2 separate regions of the Homo sapiens genome follow, and region 2 is linked to region 1. A link is an interaction called in ENCODE POLR2A ChIA-PET data of the cell type or tissue named here. Cell type or tissue: HepG2. All regions are shown on one strand. Each heading gives the region's core, and the rest is flanking DNA. Links, peaks and the distances in the headings are about the cores only. Region 1 overlaps POLR3B (RNA polymerase III subunit B). Region 2 overlaps LOC105369957 (a long non-coding RNA gene).

The links. Peaks named below come from ENCODE experiments on the same cell type or tissue, not always from the same donor. Only the 100,000 strongest peaks of a DNase experiment are listed, where the experiment ranks them.
Region 2: POLR2A ChIA-PET joins it to region 1 with 9 read pairs; 1 of 35 experiments calls an interaction of 5 or more read pairs at or near these places.

The regions. Positions count from the first base shown.
Region 1 is chr12:106,412,641-106,422,907 of GRCh38, reverse strand. The region is part of intron 12 of POLR3B (RNA polymerase III subunit B); the gene reads right to left. Among named protein-coding and RNA genes, the nearest start is that of POLR3B, 60 kb to the right of the region's middle. In HepG2, for the core only: no CTCF peak of the experiment used is centred there; a DNase peak (open chromatin) is centred at 4,167.
Region 2 is chr12:105,394,322-105,404,588 of GRCh38, reverse strand. LOC105369957 (a long non-coding RNA gene) reads right to left here. Exons shown (of 3, transcript XR_945302.3): 2 at 8,876-8,957. Among named protein-coding and RNA genes, the nearest start is that of C12orf75, 69 kb to the right of the region's middle. In HepG2, for the core only: no CTCF peak of the experiment used is centred there; a DNase peak (open chromatin) is centred at 4,768.

The DNA of each region.
Region 1 (10,267 bases), core at 731-8,730:
TACGAATCTTCTCCAAATTGATCTACAGTTCCAATGCAATGCCAATTAGAATCCCTAGAAGACTTACTTTGATGAAAATTGACAAAATAATTCCAAAATTTATATGGAAAAGCTAAGACCCTGAAATAGCCAAGACACTCCTAAAAAAGGTAAAGGTACTAATGAATACATAGACAAGCTGACCAATGGATAGACCAAAGAGTCCAGAAAAGATCTGCACATACAATAAAACTTGTTATATGATAGAGATGCATTTTGGATCAGCGAGGAAATGAAAGACTATACAATAAATGGAGCTGGGACAACCAGTTATCCATTTAGAAAACAAATGAAATTGGATTCCTTACTTCATTCCAGATGAACAAAAGAACAAATACTAAACACACAAGTTTAAAAAATAAAGAGCACTGTATTAGTCTGCTCTTGCATTGCTATAAAGAAACAACTGAGACTATATACTTTATAAAGAAAAGAGGTTTAATTGGTTCATGGTTCTTCAGGCTGTATAGGAAGCATGATGCTGGCCATCTGCTCAGTTTCTGGGGAGGCCTCAGGAAACTTACAATTATGGCAGAAGGCAAAGGGGAAGCAAGCATGTCTTATATGGCCAGAGCAGGAAGAAGAGGGAGAAGGGGACGATGCTACATATTTTTAAGCAACCAGATCTCATGAGAATTCTACCAAGAAAATGGCACTAGGAGGATGGTGCTAAGCCATTAAAAACCACCCCCATGACCCAATCACCTCCCACCAGGCCCCACGTCCAGCATCGGGGATTACATGTCAACATGAGATTTGGGTGGGGACACAGATCCAAACCATATCAAGCACTATTAAAAGTTAGATAAGTTGACAAATGGCTGCAACTAAAAGCACAAATTAGTAGCACTTTAAAATACTATAAAGTTGGCCGGGCACCGTGGCTCATGCCTGTAATCCTAGCACTTTGGGAGGCTGAGACGGGTGGATCACTTGAGGTCAGGAGTTCGAGACCAGCCTGGCCAACATGGTGAAACTCCATCTCTACTAAAAATACAAAAATTAGCTGGGTGTGGTGGTGCATGCCTGTAATCCCAGCTACTTGGGAGGCTGAGGCAGGAGGATCACCTGAACCCAGGAAGTGGAGGTTGCAGTGAGTAGAGATCATGCCACTGCACTCCAGCCTGGGCGATAGAGCCAGACTCTGTCTCAAAAAATATATATATATATATAAAGTTATTAAAACAAGAATTTAGACTGGAAAAGGATATCTGCAACACATATAACAAAAAATTAGGAAGCAAAATATACAAAAATCTCCTTGAAATCAGTAACAAAAATGGGAACAACCCAAAAGACATTGCAAAGAAAACAGGAATAGTCAATAAGTACATGAAAAGGGGCTCAACCTCATTAGTAATATAGAAAATGCAAATTAAGACCACAAGGAGATGCCATTTTGCATCTATTAGACAAAAACTTAAAAGTTTGATAGTAAGTCATGGGACGGAGCTCATCAGAAATTCATATACAACGTAATGTAGAAATACTTGGCAAACTAGTGTGACATTCTGCAGTTCAGGTAAAAATTTAACTTGACTCTGACTCCATGACTAGGCAATCCTCCTTAGAGAAACTCTTGCATATGGAAACCAGGAGATATAAATAAGAATGCCAGTGTTGTTGTGTTTTTTTTTTTAATGTCAAATGGGGAGAAACAATACAAAGTCCTTGATCAGTAGAATGAATAAAGTGGTATTCATCATACTGTATCACATCTTGACACAATGGAAAACAGAAATGAAAATGAACTACAGTAACATGCAACAATATAGACACATCTTAATGTTGAAAGAAGAAAAAAATTGCAGAGAAATTATACGGTATATGGATCTATTTCTATAAAGTTCAAAAGTAAGCAAAGCTTATACTGTAATAAATAATTTTAAAACTTTAAAATTAAAGATGTAAATGATATAATAAATCAAGAAATTAAAAAATGCAAAAGTTCAGGATGGTAGGGGAAAATGAAGAATGGAGTAGGGGGTACATAGGTAAATGAAATGCTATTGGTAATAGTCTAGTTGTTGAGTAGTGGCCTTGAGGTTGTTCATTTTATTTGTACCCTTCATAACATATAAATGTAACATTTAAATTTTTATGTTAAAAATTACCTATAAATGCTATTAAACCACAGTGATATTTTAAAACAGTGATTATGGAAGCCAAATCAACGGGATAGAACAGTAAGTCATGAAAACAGACTAGGTGGCTCTGTTTCCCGAATTGGTAGAGTAGGTCCTATCAGACGGATTCATCTGCAGATAATAATCATAAATTCTGGACAAAACATTTAAAAACTTTTTGAAGGCACTAGGGAGTGTCCAAAAGCAGGACACTGAGAGTGAATGGCACTGGGTACACATCTCATTTTTAAGGCTTTTCACCTAAGGGTAGGCCACGTTAATAAAAAGGGTCCAAGCCACACTGGGAAGCTGAAACTCAGAGAAAGACCTGCAGTCTTACTGGACTGAAGAAACAGAAGAAAAAGATCTGAACTACTGGATTTGAGTAGCTGGAAGGTGAAGGGGAATTCCATAAAGGAGAGAACCCAAGGAAGAAAACTCCAAACTATATATATAAACTTTGCCCAAATCTCTGGCTGATCCCTGAAGCAAACATTGAGAGGTGTGGCCCATGTCCATCCCTACCCCCGTGCCCCACTGCCCCACATCTGGGTGGGGACTATTTGACCAATAGAATAAACATAAGTGATGCTGTGACTTTCAGTCTAGGTCACTAAGGTCACACAGTTTCTTGTCTATGGGAAACACTTACTCTTAGATTCCTGAGCCACCGAATGTGACAACTCTGGAAACGCCTGAGCCTAGCTTTCCAGCCCTTCCCACCAACCTCTAGCAGAACATCAACCAACCAACCTCCATCAACACCATGTGAAACAAAAGAATCAAATAGCCAAGTCCTGCCTGAATTCTTGACCCACAAAACTGTGAGGTATGTATAATAAAATGGTTGTTGTTTTAAGCCACCATTTTGAGATAGCATGTAACAGAGTAACACATAACCAGAATGCCAGTTATATCAAGTTCATTAAAAAAAAAAAAAAAAAAAAAGCAAAACTAAATATCTGGCTCACTATAAATAAAAAAAAAGTAGACTTCTTCAGTAATATAATAGATATTATGCATACTAAATACTCCTATACAATTAATTCTATTAGTTTTTTCCCTTTGTACACATCTTTTTTCTTTGCAGTGGAAGAAAAAAGCTCAATATATTTGTGATCTAAGTTAAATAACAAAACATTAAAGTAATATGGGGGGCATATTTATACTAATTAATTTCTTAAAGAATTCTGAGGTTCAGTGAAGTATGTTTAAGCTAAAGATTTTCCAGATTCCATACTGACTATATTCCTGAATGTTTCTGATAGGTAGTTTTTTGACTCAGAATGAAGAAGGTATTCAAAGCAAATGAATCTTCTCCTCTAGCTAGTGCCAAAGAAGGAATTTCCTAAGTGGAACTGGATTTCATGCTTTTCCTTCTTTAAAGTTAAGACATGTCCTTCCACTTTTCTACTAAAACCACCTTTTCAGATAGAAAAGCCTGGATCTTGGATTTGAATTTACTATGTCAGAAGTGTTCTAAAAAGAAAACTTCCTCCTCTGAGAGCTTAATCCTTTCTTACAGTGAGACCCAGCAGTTTCACTCTTGGAAAGAAAGAATATGGGAATGGAAGCAGGTGCAGAGGGGTGAGAGGGGATGAAGAAGCCTATTCCAGCAACTTCCTGTGGAAACTGGCAAAAGGAACTTGAATAAGCATCCTGAACAGAATCGAATGCCCTTAACCTAAACAACAAAAGCTCAGCTCTATTTTAATTAGTCCCTTACACTTAGACACTTTTGTCTCAAATTATGACAAAGTTTTTTTGGATCCCAGCTGAATTTATTGTAGCCCCTTGATTCAAACACAAGGAAATGTCCTTGGTACTAAAGAAGTAAAAAGTAAGAACACAGTCAACAGAAATACTGCCTCATTATTAAATTTTCCTACTCCTAAAATTTCAGTTTAAAAGAAAAAATGCTGTCCAAGTTCACAGAGCAGTGAGAAACCACAAGGCCATCCACACAATACACCACATTATTTAGGTCAAAAGTAAAATGACTAAAAGGGAAGGAATGCTGGTGATAATATTCAATACCTTGGTAGCACAAGGCCTTTCAGCCTGTTTAAGACAGGAGAGTAAAGAGCAAATCATATTTCAGGGAAAAATGCTGACAGCTCATCAATTGATTTTCAATGAAAATGCTAAAAAAATTAATAAAGAAGTTAAGCTGCTGAAATACAGTTTCACCAATTAGCTTAATGTCAGAGAATTCTAATTAGGCGTCTTGAGATTGCTATTTAGTGTTTAAGCCTACAGAGTGCCAAATTCTCCTTTTCACACAAACTGGTTGCAAAATTAAAGACATTAGGCAGCCTTAATTACATTATCAGAACAGCTGGGATTAGGCAATCTCTGAAGTCAAGACGGCATTCTTTTGTCATAGGGTAGAAATCCCTGGCTTTCCAGGGTGCCGGATTTTGGTGCCATTCCATATCTCACCCATACAAAGCAAGCTGCATTAGAAACAAAAAATTTGCAGACAAAGAATAGAGTAATGCTCAGCAAATAATGAACACATTACCGAAAAAGAAAAGGTAGGTGAAAGATTAAGCCTGAAATCGGTAGGTTTTGCTAACACCTCTACTGGCGGCTGGCCTGCCAACCCTCTTGTGGCATCAAGACTGAAGGAAAGCTCTGTGAACCCGCTTGGCCAGTGGAGACAACTCTGTTATCTAAAGCTGAAGCACATTTATGCTCCCTCATCCCATGGGGTGTGAAATTAGCAGCTATTGTTTTTACACATTTTTGCTAACACAATACCTTTTATGTCTTTACATTGTTTATAAAGCTATGTTTTCTTGCACATGGGAACCCTCTTTTTAATTCTAATTTTTTAAGCAACAGGATCAGCTCTCCTTTCCCCCTCCTTACTCCATTCCTTATTCCTCTAAACAATCAACTTTTTTTTAATGGACTCATTTAACACCATGGTTTTTCCGAAGTAAAAAATAGTAAAAATGGGATTGATGGTGAGGATACCCATAATTCCTTGCACAATGGTCAATCTGAAGGTGGCCAAAAACCAAACTGCTAAGTAGTGGCCATTAACCAAACAGAGCTTCCTCAGTAGTCCTGATGCTAATTTTTTTTTCTAGAACCTAAAGTTACTATAATTTCATAATTCTAGTTTTTAAATTTTAGTTGTGGTACTATCTGCTGTGATCATCCCAGCCGCACTATCTCTCATCTAGAAAACTGCTACAGCTTCTAGCCGGTCCACTCTTCGCCTGTTCATCTCCACATCAGATCTTTCTAAACTAAAAATCAGATCATGTCACTCCCCTGACTAAAACTCTTCAATGGTCTTCTGCTGCATGTAGAATGCCAAGTCTCTTCCCATGGCACACAGGGCTCCAGATGATCCAGCCTCCACCTGGGTCTCCAGTGTCATTTCTTACCATCCTGACACCTCACTCACTCCAGCCACACTGACCCTCTATCAGTTCCTCCAGTCCCTAAATTCATTCGTGCCTTAGGAGATGTGAACTTGGTTGTGTCTCTTGCTGGAATGCAGTTTGCAAGGCTGCATGAGAGCAACTTCTCCTTATTCAAATATCGGCCTGCACATATGTGGAAATAACGAGATGAATATAAATGGTTCCTTTCCTCAATGAGCTTACAATCTAAAAGGGGGAAGAAGCATGGAAGTAAAGAATTACATGTTAATTTAGCATGCAAATAAAGACTTGAATAAACTGTTACTGGCCTAAGGAAGACAGAGCAACTAACTGCACCTAGGAGGTCACAGTTTCAGAGAGGGCTCAAAAGATGAATAAGGAGGAGCTCCTCTTTAGAGAGAGGGTGAAAGGGATATGAGGGAGGGGCAGCTTCGGTAGAAGGCATAACTCAAAGGAATAGTGATAGAAGAGCATTATGGTATGTTTGAGAAGATGTAAGTGCCTCACTTTGGCATGAGATGAGGCCGGAAAGGCACAGAGGGGCACGATCATCAAGGACCCTGCAGGCTCTGTGAAAGAATCTAAACATCCTTCTACAGAGGAAACTGTGCTTATGAATTCCATGGAGGAGTTTCAGGGGAAGGGGAAGGAGGCAGAGAACCCCTCTGTCCCACCTCAACCAGAAAGGCTCAACTTTTATCTGTTTTAATATTGGGATTCCAACTGAGAGTTCATGCTTTAAAAACTTTGAAACCTACATCTGAAGCTCAGGTCTGCTGCGGATGCTCCTGGGAAAAGGACCTGTGCTTCACTTAATCACACAGAGAATGCTCAGGAATGTGTTGGGATTGCTTTGTACCAAGTGAATAGGCAGGCACATGGCCAGAGCCTCCAGACAGATGGGAGGGGCAGCCAAGAACAAGAGAAGGCACATGGAGGATTCAAATGTACTGACGCTGTGTTCATTCTTAAACTGAATGGGAATATACAAGTATTTGCTTTATGAGACTTAATGCACACACATTATATATAGTGGTGTGTATGCAATTTCTCATAACTAAAAAGCACATACACAAACAGGTATATGTCAATTTCTGCAGCAACAGACACATTTAACTGATTAAATTCCCCCTTAAGTCAAAGGGCTTGGCAGTAATGGTCAAATAACATTCTCGGACATAACTGCTTTGAAAATCTGTTTCAAACTAATGACAGCAAACCACACCTTTATATAACTTCTTCTGAACTTGCAAAACCTGACTCCAAACTTGCCTGTGACAATGATCCCCAAGGAAGCCCCACTAAGCATAAATTCACAGAGTCCTGAATAGTTTTCAGGGCAAGAGCTTCCAATGGTTTAACTTTAAACTGCCAGTTAATAAAGATATTTGTATATGCATAGAGTGTCTCTGGAAGGATAGAGGACAGTATAGGAAAAGTGACTTTCTGGAAAGGAGAACTGGGGAACTGAGTCAGAGGGAAAAGAGGGTCAGAGGTGGGTCACTTTTCACTGCAAATCTTTTTGTTTAAAATTCTTTTTGCTATGCTATTTTTTTAAATGTTTACTAAGAATGACTTCTGCTATTTTACAATATTTATTATTTTTACTGCTAACATTACTTTTTAAAAATCATAACACTTTTAAAAAAATTAAAGATATTTGTTTAAATTGGTAAAATAAATGAATAACCATCAGAATAACAAAAGAAGTGTCTTGGGCTTTGCAAAATTTCATTCTAGGCCAGTGGTATCATTCACAGATACATATCTCCTGGGAAAATTCCAGGGGACTCAGAAAGTAGTGTCCCTAATTAGGAGCATGCTAGTGCTTTATACACCCATATCCCTAAGTTACCATATCTTTAGTTATTAAGGAAACTTGGCATCCTCTTTCCATCAACCATACCATCATCCCTCTGTGACAACCACAAAGACTGATCTCATAAGTAGAATTGTCACCAACAACATAGACTCTAAATTCCTAAAAGATGATTTGGCTGACACATCATTCCCTAACTTGGTATCTTCCATTAACCACATCACATCTCACTGTAGTGACCTCACTGCTTTCAGAGGGAGCCATTCAAATAGCCTAAGTACAAGAGTGAGAAGATCATATTTGTGTGTTGAAATAATTTTATTAGCACTGTGGAAGATGAATGGAGTTGGGGTGAAGCTAAGAACAGAGACACTTGTTAGGAGGTTACACTGAAGTTGAAGGCCTGTGCTCTAACAGTTACACTGGAAGTAAATTAGAGATATATTTAGGAAGTGGCACAGGCAGGATTTGATGATTTGATGAACCTGATGTGTAGAGTGAAGGAACAGAAAGAGTCTGGAGTGACATAGAGGTTCGTAGCTCAGCAGCATGGGTAGATGGCACTGTTAACTGATTAAGACAGCAAATGAAGAAAGAATATCAGAATTCAAAGGGGGCTTTAAAGTAAACTATTTTAGAACATGTAATTAATTGATTCATTACTACAACAAATATGTGATGAACATTATATCTGGGGCATCTTATTAGTTGCTAAGTTTAGTAAGATGAACAAGAAAGATACAGTCTCTGTCCTCATGAAGCTTCAAGTCTACTGTGAAAATGAAGGGACCTCTGCTGCTTGCAGCATACTGGGTTGGATTCTCTGAGGAGTCTGGTTACTACAATATGACTAGATTCTGGATAAAACATATTAAAAATGAGGTGAAGCCATGGTAGGGAGTAGGGAGCAATAAGCAAACCCAAATGGCAGAGTTGCCCTGAGAATAAATACTGATATCAGCTTAGGGACCTGGAGACTAAATCAGAGTTCAGTGACAAGATGAAGGATGTGAACTTGAAACTCATAATCCTCAGAATCATGTAAGAAGACTTAGAAGTTCCAGGTCAGCACTATTCCCTGAAAAAGAAAATACATATCCCCAAAAGAAAGTATCCCTAGAATAACACCCAGGATCAGAGCTCAATTAAATATGAGTTCATAAACAAAGATCACTAAACTCACAAGGAACCAATCTATCTTGAGTAAGAGTAATCAAAAACAACTAACTCAGCAGCTTTAGAACATTAGATACTGGAATTACTATATTTCACTGATTGGAATTTTTTTTTTTTTTTTTTTTACTTTTGTATCCCATCCTGAACATGGGATACATCTTAGCACTGTGTCATAATTTAACTGGTGATGTGTTTTATTTCTTAGTGGAAATAAAAATAGTGGTCCACCTGATAATTAATGGCATATTAGATTCTAGATGCTAAAATACAGTTATCAAATATGGAATTAAAAAAAGCTATGTAAATCTATGAAGAAATAAAAAAAACACACAAAATAAGATGATCAAAGTGACCACAAAATCATTCTTCTAACTCTTCTGAATGTTTCAGAATTTTCATCATAAAATGCAAAACCAATAAATTACCAAAAATATGTGAAAAAGACTTCTATAAAAGTAAACAACAAAAAACTCAATTACTGAACATGGCTGAATAGAAAATGAACTAAGAGCTAAATTAGAAAAACAATCGCACAGAATGCAGTAAAGGAACAAAGATAATAGAAAAAAGAGAACAGAAAAAAGGGAGAATAGGCAACACTTGAAGAGATAATAGCTGAGAATTTTTCTGAACTGATTAAAGACATTAATCCTTGGGTAGCAGGAACACGCACATACCAAGCAAAAAAAAAATAAAAGAAATTCACACCAAGGCATATCATAAAGAAAACTGCAGAATAACAAAAGCCAAAAGAATATCTTAAAAGTACCTAGAGAGATAAGACAGAACACCTGTGAAGGAACTACAATGGTTCTGTGCCATTCAAGGTACGGTATACATCATTCATCTAATCCCATAACAATCCTATAAGGTACATGGCATGAACCCCATTTTTACAGACAGGGAACCTGAGGCAGAAGGAGGTGAAATATTTGCCTAAAGTAAAAAAATAAAAACAAACAAATAAACTAGTAAATGATGGGAGATAATAAATATCTCCACCACCAAATGGTGACACATAATAAATATCAATCTAGAATTGTACATCTAACAAAATTCTCACTCTAAAGGCCTAAACTTAAGAGCTAAAACTATAAAACTTTTAGAAGAAAACATTGGGGAAATCAAGACACTGAATTTGGTTATAATTCATGAATATGACACCAAAAGCACTGGCAACAGGAGAAAATAATAGACAAATAGGACTCTTTCAAAATTAAGAACTGTTGTACATCAAAAGACACTGTCAAAAAAGTGAAAAAACAACCTATAGAATGGGAGAAAATAATTGCAAATCATATATCTGATATATGTATGTATCCAGAATATACCAAGAACTCCTACAACTCAACAACAACAAGAAAAAAAATTTTTAAATGGGCAAAGGACTTGAATAGACATTTCTTCAAAGAAGGTGTATAAATGACCAATAGGCACATAAAAAGATGTTCAACATAATCAGTTTTTAGGGAAATGCAAATCAAAGTAGTAAAAAGGATACTTGTTTACAGTATGAGAGCTGAAACAAGAAGGCAGAACATTGCCTTGTTAGACTGCAAGTAGGAATGTGTAGTGACTCAAATTTTTTGCAGTTCTGCATATGCCTGCAAATGGCCAATAAAATGCCGCTGAGTACAGATTTGGAGGTTGAAAATACATTTTAGCAAGTAGACAAATTTGCAAATATGCATAATGTGGCTCAACTG
Region 2 (10,267 bases), core at 1-8,000, 1.0 Mb after region 1:
GAGCTCCTTCCTCTCCTGTCCCACAGAAGTCAGGGCTGGGTAGGGCAGGTATTAAGAAGCCCAATTATGGCACTGGCCCTGGGTGTGGAAGGCATTATGATCTTTATAAATGATCATAGCATTCATAGCTACCATTTGTTGAATTATCTGATGTGCCAGACATTGTGCTATTCACAATAGCAAAGACTTGGAACCAACCCAAATGCCCATCAATGATAAAGTGGATAAAGAAAATGTGGCACATATACACCGTGGAATACTATGCGGCCATAAAAAAGGATGAGTTCATGTCCTTTGTAGGGACATGGATGAAGCTGGAAACCATCATTCTCAGCAAACTAACACAAGAACAGGAAACTAAACACCGCATGTTCTCACTCATAAGTGGGAGTTGAACAGTGAGAACACATGGACACAGTAAGGGGAACATCACACACCAGGGCCTGTCAGGGGTGGAGGGCTAGGGGAGGGATAGCATTAGGAGAATACCTAATGTAGATGACAAGTTGATGGGTGCAGCAAACCACCATGGCTTGTGTATACCTATGTAACAAACCTGCACGTTCTGCACATATACTTTAAGTACCCCAGAACTTAAAGTATAATAAAAAAATTGGCTAGATAATTTGATGATATTAAGTAATCATTGTTACTATATTTAGGTGTGATAATGTTAAAAATGAATAGTTCTAATAGTTTAGAGATGTACACTGGAATATTCACAGATACAATAATATGATGTCTGGAATTTGCTTCAAAATAATACTGGGAGAGATTAGATGGAAGTACAGATCAAGCAAGTTTCGCCAGGACTCAGTCATTGTTGAAACCAGCTGACGAGTGCATGAGGATTTATGATATGATTCTGGATATTTTGTGTGTGTGTTTGAAATTTTCCATAATAAAAGTTAAAAATATATATGCAAAGGGGCCTGATTTGATAGGCGGATGAGTCATGGTAGAAAGAGTTCTTCCCTGAACACATCTGTGCTTCACAGCTGTATGTATGGATTGAGGGGAGATGTCAGCTGGTGGCTGGGGCCCCAGGCAGTGGGGAGAAAGGGAAAATGCTAGGCAAATAGTCAGGCTTATTGAAGGGTCTATCAAGAGCAGAGGTGGAGTATACCTCCAACAAGCAGGCAAGAACACCAAAAGAAAGACTACCAAGAGGTGGGAGGAAACCAACATGGTGGACACATAGGTACTTGCTACTTAGGGCTGCCAGACTAATTTCCAGACCCCACCCCTTGGCAGACACAGGGCACCCAATGTACTGCCAGAGCTGGGTAGATTGATTCCAGAAACGGGCAGGACTGAGCTTGCCAGCAAAGGTCCCTGGTGCCCAAGCCAAGCTCAGTGGGAGAAAGGCAGACAGTAATACCTACAGCACCTTAACCCTCTGGAGAGAATACTGAAGCAATTTTAGGATTGAATGGGGGTCCATTATAGAAAGGTTTTCTTATTGCTTGCCTTCCTCTTCTGGGAAAAGCTTGCAGTCCCTGTGTGGTTGAGACTACTATGTTGGAACCACATGGCCCGACCTGACTAATCCAAGGGTTCACACCTAACCCTTGAGGAAAAAAGATCTGTAGGATAAGTTGGTCCATCACATTTTTCTCAAGAATTTGAACTAAGAAACCAAGATTGAGAACGGTGAACCACACCATCAGGTAGTGCAGCCATTGAATGGATAAGATCATGTCTTCCCACAGTGGGCAAGTGAGTCACACGAAATGGGTCTGGGTCTCATTTGCCTGTGTAACTTTAAGTGAGTTCCTTGGTCTCCTTGAACCTGTTTCCTTATCTGTAATGTGGAGATAATAAAGGTAACTATTCCGAAGTGATTTTTATGAGGATAAAATGAAAGTGTTTATAAAATGCTTATATAGCAAAAGTTCAATAACTATTAGCTATTATTATTATTACTAGTAGTGTTAATACTACTCTTGGCTATGGCTATTTTCAGCCTTGTGAGAGCAAAGGAAGCCAGTCACAAGAGACAGACAATGCTAATCTGGCTTGAACATTGCCGAACACCAGGCGCTGTGCTAAGTACTTGAGAGCTGTTAATCCACTGAAACCTCACAACACCCCCAGAGTCTGGCAATGTTCATTTCACCAATGAAGAAACTGAGGCACAAACTGAGTGATTTGCCAAAAGTTTAGGAAGTGGCGATGACAAGAATGAACATTGACCTTCCGTTTCTGGGTCTATACTCTTAATCACTCTGCAACTGCTCCATTATACAAATGAAAAAGCTGAGGCTCAGAGAAGATCATGCAGCTACCGAGAAATGGGAGGAAAAGAGAACCCCTGCACTGACCAAGAACCAGAGAGCACGACTTGCGCCCCTAAAGTCCAACTCCGGTTCCTGCGAGGCCCAAGCTTCTTTGTGTTCCAGTGTGATGATAATCTGCTTTCGCCTTCAAATGACCCCCCTCATTTAGGCCACCTTGAGTTTTGTTTCCTTAGCTCTGACTAAAACAACAGGAACCGTGATGTGCTTCAGTCGCCCACATTAGAATCCTATATCCTAAACCTCTGATGAAGTGGTTCTGGTGCCAGGACAAACATCTTGTCATGGGGATTACATCTCAAATGTCTGGTTATTCTAATGAAGCTCATTCTGCCCCTGTCCCACCTAATGATCACTTTTATACGGCATCCATGTTAACCAGAATAAACACTCAGCCCCTCTGCACAAAGAAGGCCTTGACAGAGAAGGTGGTCAACACGTGGCCAGAACAAGATTCAATGTGGATAATTCCCTTTTGAGAAAACACCCCCTTAGCCAGGAGTCACAAAATAAACAGAGACAGGGCAAAACCACGAACAAGAGAAAACTTGAAAGCCAAAATGTTAAGGACAGTGCAAAAAGAGTCTTCTAAATGAGGCCAGACTCAAAACTCAAGACCTTCTCCTTTGCCCTGCCTGTTTTTCCACCCATCACCTCCAACCCTCAAATTTTCCAAAAAAAAAAAACCATTAAAAAACCTATAAATTATTCCATCTGAGACCAAAGTTGTTCAAAGTAAAGAAAGAATGCAGCAAAGAATTCCAGTTGTCAAATATCTGAAGCTAACTAGTAGGCCTCAGTCATCTCCCATTTCATCTAAAGAGAAACCACCAGCCCCACACCCACACCCAAGAATCAACAACTGGGAAACAATATAATTGCCCATAAAACTTGTAAAGTCAACATGGATTTTAGAAGAAAAAAGAAAAAGAGAATGATCCTCTTTAAATAGGGCAAGAGCTTACAGTAAAGGCGTGCTATTTGAGTTGACAGAGTGAAGCACTGTAACTCCAAAATCATATAGCTCCAGGCCCGTATCTAGACACTGCCGCTTAGCAGCCAGCGACCTTGGGCAAGTTAACTTTGCCTCTCAGTGTCTCCGTTTCTTCATCTGAATAATGGGGGTGATAAAAACAGAACCTGCTTCAGAAGGTTGCTAGGAAGACTCATGCACAGTGGCATATTGAACACACTCCATGTATGCCCATTATTATTCTTTATAATAAATTTAATTATATAAATATTCATGTGATTATGATGGCATGTTTAGTTAGATAAGTAGAAGAACCAAAGGTGTCCTCAAAGGTGAAGCAGCATGTGTGACCCTGGCTTCTATGGAAACCTTAAAAACAAAATGGGGGCAATTCCCAGGTCCCCAGATTCTGGAATGTGGGGATTGTGAAGAGGGGAACATGAGCTTTCTACCGCAGTTTCCTTAGGTGTCATGGCTGCCTCACTCCAAGGCAAGGCTGTGGAATGGAAGAGGGAATGAAGGAGGATTAGTAGGAAGCACCTGAGCTAATACTGGCTGAGCACTTCTCCAGTGCCGAGTACGGGGCTGAGAGCCACACACATACACACACACATAAGCTCATGCAATCTCCATGATTCCGCAGTGAGGCAGGTATTATTAGATTGGTGCAAAAGTAATTTTGCACACTGGAAAGGCAGTAGAATCATGCCTTTCCAACCGTCCCCTAAAGTCTTAGCTCATTTCAGCATGAGCTAATTTTTTTTTTTCACCAACCTAATAATGTGGTTTTGGCATTGAAGTTTTTGCATTAAAAAAAAAAAAAAAAAAAAAAAAGGCAAAAACCGCAATTACTTTTGCACCAAGTCATATTATCATTCCCATTTTACAGATGAGGAAATTGAGAGTTAGAGACATTCTGTGACTTGCTCAAGGTCATGCAGCCAGTAAGTAAAAGAACTGGGATTTTGATCAAATTAGCTGTCACTACTACACTGCAGTGTCTTCTGATAACACGCAGATATTTCCCTTCTCTGGGCCTCAGTTTTCTTCATCTACAAAATGGGGTTTGCGCTAAAGGCCTTTGTAGCACTCACATTCTATGGTTATAAATATTTTTAAGATGTCGTTCAGCCAGAATCACCATTTTCCAGCCAAGGGAAAGAGGAAATGGGCTGACATATGTTCCCTGTGCCTTTTCACAATTTTGTTTCTTGAGCTAATTACAAGTGGAACTGAATGGAGGATGATTCTGTAGCCAGTGAAACACAGGTGTCTCACAGGATGTCACATTGATGTCACACACCCACACTCGGCTTTATGAATGGGTGTGGAGGGCGAGAGTCTTGCCAGGAGGACTGACGCTGGTGTTCAGCACCTCGAGTTAGCAGGTGGACTCTGTTCTGTTGCTTTTGGTATTCCACCTCCTGTCCCAGCAAAAAGGTTATGGCCAAGTAGGGGTGGCCTCGTCATGCTGTGGTTCAAAGTACTAGCTTTGGAATCCACCAGCCTGAGGTCAGTTCTCTGTCCATTCGCTGACCAACTACATGACCTCAGACAAATCACTTCACCTGTCACAGCCTCAGCTTCACGACCTACAAAATGACAGTAGTGGTGTTTACTACACAGGTGTACAGAGGGCTGCATGTGATAATGCAGGTACATCAGTTAGCATAGTGCCTGACCCCAGGTCACCCTAAGTGAAAAGCAGCTCTCATTTTCAATGGATGATGCAAGAGCATTTCAGCACAGGAAGCCATCAAGCCTATCACAGCCCCAAAACATCAAGAGCATAAAGATCAGCTGGAGATTAGAACCTACCCTCTCTTCACATAAAAGATGTCCAGGCCAAGCATGGTGGCTCATGCCTGTAATCCCAGCTCTTTGGGAGGCTGAGGTGGGCAGATCTCTTGAGCTCAGGAGTTCGAGGCCAGCCTAGGCAACATAATGAAACACCTTCTCTACAAAAAAAAAATACAAAAAATTAGCCAAACCTGGTGGCACCCACCTGTAGTCCCAGCTACTCAGGAGGCTGAGGTGGGAGAATCACCTGAGCTGATAGTGAGCCATGATTGTGCCACTGCACTCTAGCCTGGGCAACAGAGCGAGACTCTGTCAAAAAAAAAAGAAAGTTCAGATGTTGAGGCTGGGGTGGAATAAACATGTTGATCCTAATGAACATAATATTCCCAACCATCAAAAGTGAATAACTTAGGCAAACATTTCTTGTTATTCATGAAATGAACTCAACAGAGTGCTGCTGAAAATTCTGGAGGAAAGACAGTTTATCAGAGTGCCTGCAGGTCTGCCAAAAGCCCTCTCCAACATCTTGACTCTCAACCGCACATCCTTAGTTGAAAACACACCATTTAAAAAGCCATCTGAAAGGCTCTGGCCAGGAAAGGAAAGTCACTTTCCATGGATCAGCAAAAAAGAATCTACTTCTGACAGCCAAAGCCTCCCCACTACTCCTCTCACCAATTAGCAAAAATACAACCTTGATCTCTAAACCAAAATAAACTGCTTCCATTGTGTGGCTTTCACAAATGATTGAGCAAGATCAGCACCTGAAACCCCTTCAGGTATTGTATTAGTCTGTTCTCATGCTGCTAATAAAGATAAAGACTTGCCTGAGACTGAGTAATTTATAAAGGAAAGAGGTTTAATTGACTCACAGTTCAGCATGGCTGGGGAGGCCTGAGAAAACTTACAATCATGGTGGAAGGGGAAGCAAACATGTCCTTCTACACATGGCAGCAGGAAGGAGAAGAATGACAGCCCAGCAAAGTGGGGAAAGCCACTTATGAAACCATCAGATCTCCTGAGAACACATTCACTATCACAAGAACAGCAGCATGGGGGTAACTGCCCCCATGATTCAATTACCTCCCCCCAGGTCCCTCCCACGACATGTGGAGATGATGGGAACTACAATTCAAGATGAGATTTGGTGGGGACACAGCCAAACCATATCAGGTATGCTCTCCAAAGGGACAGACTCCAAGGCCATGTTTAACACTGCAAATTAAACTCCTTAGGCTGCATCCTGGGAAAAGAATGAACCAGTATTAAAGAAGGATCTTTCAAACACTGAATCCTTCTTTGAAATAGCCAGTGGCAAAAAAAAAAAAAGGAAGAAAAGTGCTCAACAAATGCACAGAAATGTGCACCATGGAAAGAACTCAATTGCATTGATACCCATATGAATGAAAAAGGGAGAAAGAACTCAGGAATTCAAACAAGAAAATAAGACAGTGTATTAATAATATTCATTGCATCATAACAAATTAACCCAAAGTTCAGCAGCTTAAAACAACAAATATTTATTATCTCACACAATTTCTATGTGTCCAGAATTCTGGAGCACCTTAGCTGAGTAGTTCTAGCTCATTCTCTCATGAAGTTGCAGTGAAGATGTTGGCCAAGGATGCCTTTATCTGAAGGCTTGACTGGAACTGATGGGTCTGCTTCTGGAGGCTCATGCACATGTCGTTCATTGTTTTCAGGAGGTCTCAGTTCCTCCTCAATAAGCTACTTGAATATCTTCACAACATAGCAACTACTTTCCCCAGAGAAAATGCTCAAAGAGAGAGCAAGGTGGAGCCACAGTGTCTTTTCTGACCTTGCCTCCAGAGTAACTCACTGTCATTTCTACAATATTCTACTGTTTGCACAAATCAGCCCCAATTGATGTTGTCACTGACACAAGAGATGCATATCAGGAGGCAAGGATCATTGGGACCATTTGCTAGCTATCACAGAGAGCCAAATAGAAAAGAGGTTAGCTTACAAATAGATTTTAATTACTAAATTATGGCATGATTGCAAATGGCAATTCAGCCAGGGAAAGTAATGATTTTTTAGGCTAGTAACATCAGTCAAAGAGCACGCATGGTACTTCTAAGAGGGGAAAGGTAACATAAATGATACGCTAGGTATTATTAGAATGCCGATTTTATTTATTACACTACCTTTGTACCTCCTGATAGGACACATGAGGTGGAATAAGGGGGACAGTTCCATGTGCTGCTAATTAGATTACTACAACTGGAATGAAGACTGTTGAGTTAAGGAAAACATGAGGTTGGCGAGCTTTAACTTCTTGCCAAGGCCAAGGCAGCCTTGGCTCAGTTTGGGGCATTTCCTATCCAAGGCTGGATCCTGAGAAATGCAGGTGTGGAGTTACCACAGAGCTCAGAGAATCCTAACAGGAAAGGATAAAAATGCAGTTCAGCAGGGACACTAATTGCAATAAGGTCCAGAAATTGCAATAGAGAACTTGGGGGTTTTTTCAGAGCTCCTCTCCTGCCACCCCACAAACATTCTTAACTACAGTCCTTGCTTCTTCAACATCACAAGATTGCCAAACAATATACACTCCGTATTTCAGAGACTTTCTGCTTGCCTCCTGTCTTAAGCCATTTCAGAAATCAGCAAATATCTTGAGAGGGAAATTGATCTTGTATGGGATCAGTTCACTGCTTCTCCCTTCTCCCCGGGACCTTGGCCCCTCAACCTCTACATTGTGTCTTTCTAGCCCTGCAGGACAGCCAAAAATTCTGCCTCTTATTAGTAGCCCTTCTGTCCAGACCCTTTGCCTCAGTTCTCACCCCATACCCATAGTGGGCAAATGCCTCGAGGGGGAAAGTGGCTATAGAATGTCAACTAACCTCTGTGATTCCCTCTTCTCTAGGATTTTGGCCCCTCAAGTCTTGGCGGCCTCTGAAGTTCTCTCTATATGAGAGAAGTTTATATAAAGATAAAGGTTTCTTATGTCTTTACAGGTTTTCTAGTTGTTCTTGGAAGATAAGTAGTCTAATTTGAGCTACTTCATTACCTTCAGGAGTATACTTTTAAATTTCCAGATATATAAAGTTTTTTATTTCCCATTTTGTTAGTAATTTCTAACTTCATAACATTATGTTGTCAGAGATTTCCTTGCAATCTGTTGAGACTTGCTTATGGCCTAGTACAAGATTTTTTTTTTAATGTAAATACCCAATGTGTGCTTGAAAAGAACACACATTCTCTCATTGCTAAATGCAGAAATCTGTATATGCCCATTAGGCCAAGCTTTTTAAAATGTCTTTTTTTCAAATCACTTAATTTACATAAGTTATTGCACACATGAAAGTTTGAATAGCTCATCTTTCAGTCTGGTATAAAAGAAAGGATCCAGAGGTCAGAAAACAGTAAGAATTTTTGGTCTAATAATGAATCGCTAACAATTGCTTCCATTCCTAAATTATTGTGTTGCCTTAGGGGAATTTGATGAACAAGGTTGGCAGCCAATTTAAATTTTAAAAAACACTTTTCAAGTATATCTTGACACATCCAGCAACACTTTTAATTATTAGAAACCTCCATTTCTGTCTCTGTTGGATATTCATAAAATACTTCTAAACCATCTAATTGATTTTGTTTTAAATGTTGAGCCCAAAATTTAGTCTTTCAATTACTTTCATGAAGCTTTAACTGCTCCTGTAGGCATGGTAATATAGTAAGCCCCACATTGCTCTATTGAAACCATTCTGCTTGCCAAAGTCAGAACTGTAACAACAACCTTAAATAGGAAAATTGTCTGTGACATTACATTGTCACAACTCACCATGTTTTATCTTCTGCTGTTACTATACAGCTGATCCATTAAGCAATGACAGAGCCTCACCCAGGTTGTGCTTGAGAATGGCCTGCAAATATAAGAATGTATTCACTTGCACAGTTTTAGACAAGTATATGAGTGCTAGCCTAAATTGTTTGAAATATTAGTGTAACAGCCCACCTGCATAAGTTAATGAGACTTCCACCAGAATTTTAAATATATGCAGAGCTCTAGTCCAAAGTTTACATAAACCATGCAACATACAATAAAGTACCAACTGGTAGTGGTTTCCATTTGCTACATTTTGGTATATAATACATTTGAATCTGTTGTTTCTATTGTCTTTTTAATCAACTTTATTGAGGTATAATTAAAATGCAATAAAATATACCCATTTTAAGAATATATTTTGATTAGTGTTCTAAATAATTAAAAATTAGGCCAGGTAGGGTGGCTCGTGCCTATAATCCCAACTCTTTGGAAGACCAAGGTGGCTTGCTTGAGCCCAGGAGTTCGAGACCAGCCTAGGCCAAATGGTGAGATCTTGTCTCTACAAACAAAAAATTAGCCAGACATAGTGGTGTGTACCTGTAGTCCCAGCTACTTGGAGGTTGAGGTGGGAGGATCACTTGAGCCTGGGAGGTGAAGGCTGCAGTGAGCTGTGATGGCACACTGCACTCCAGTCTGGGTGACAGAGCGAGACTGAGTCTCAAAAAAAATCAATGTTAAAAATGATGTTTTAGATTCTAATCTTCAGCATTTCCATTGAATCTAATCTTTTTCATCTTAAAAATATCCTCCCTGAGATTGGCATGACCAGGTGTTTTGAAATATCACAAATCTATAATTAAACAGTTTGGTACTGGAGCATTGTATTAGTTTGCTAGAGCTCCCCTACTAGAGTACCACAAACTGGGAGAAATGTATTGTCTCACAGCCCTGGAAGCTAGAAGTATGAAAGCAAGGTGTTGGTAGGGTCATGTGCCCTGTGAAGCCTTTAGGGAAAGGATCCTTTTTTGCCCCTTTCTAGCTTTTGGTGGTTGGCCAGCAATCTTCGGTGTCCCCAGGTTTATACAGGAATCACCCCAGTCCTCGGCTTTATATGGCTGTCTTCCCTCTGTGCATGTCTGTCTCTGTGTCCAAATTTCCCGTTTTTATAAGGACGCCAGCCATATTGGATTAGAGCCCACCTAATGACCTTACTTTAATTTGATTACCTCTAGAGAGACCCTATTTTCAAATAAGTTCAGTTACTGCAGTATTGGGGGTCAAGACTTTAACATATGTCTTTTGGGGGACATATTTCAACCCATAACAACCACAAACGGCAGAATGGATAAAATCCTACCAGAAATTGACCCGAATACACACACACAAAAATAAAATCTTATAAATGTG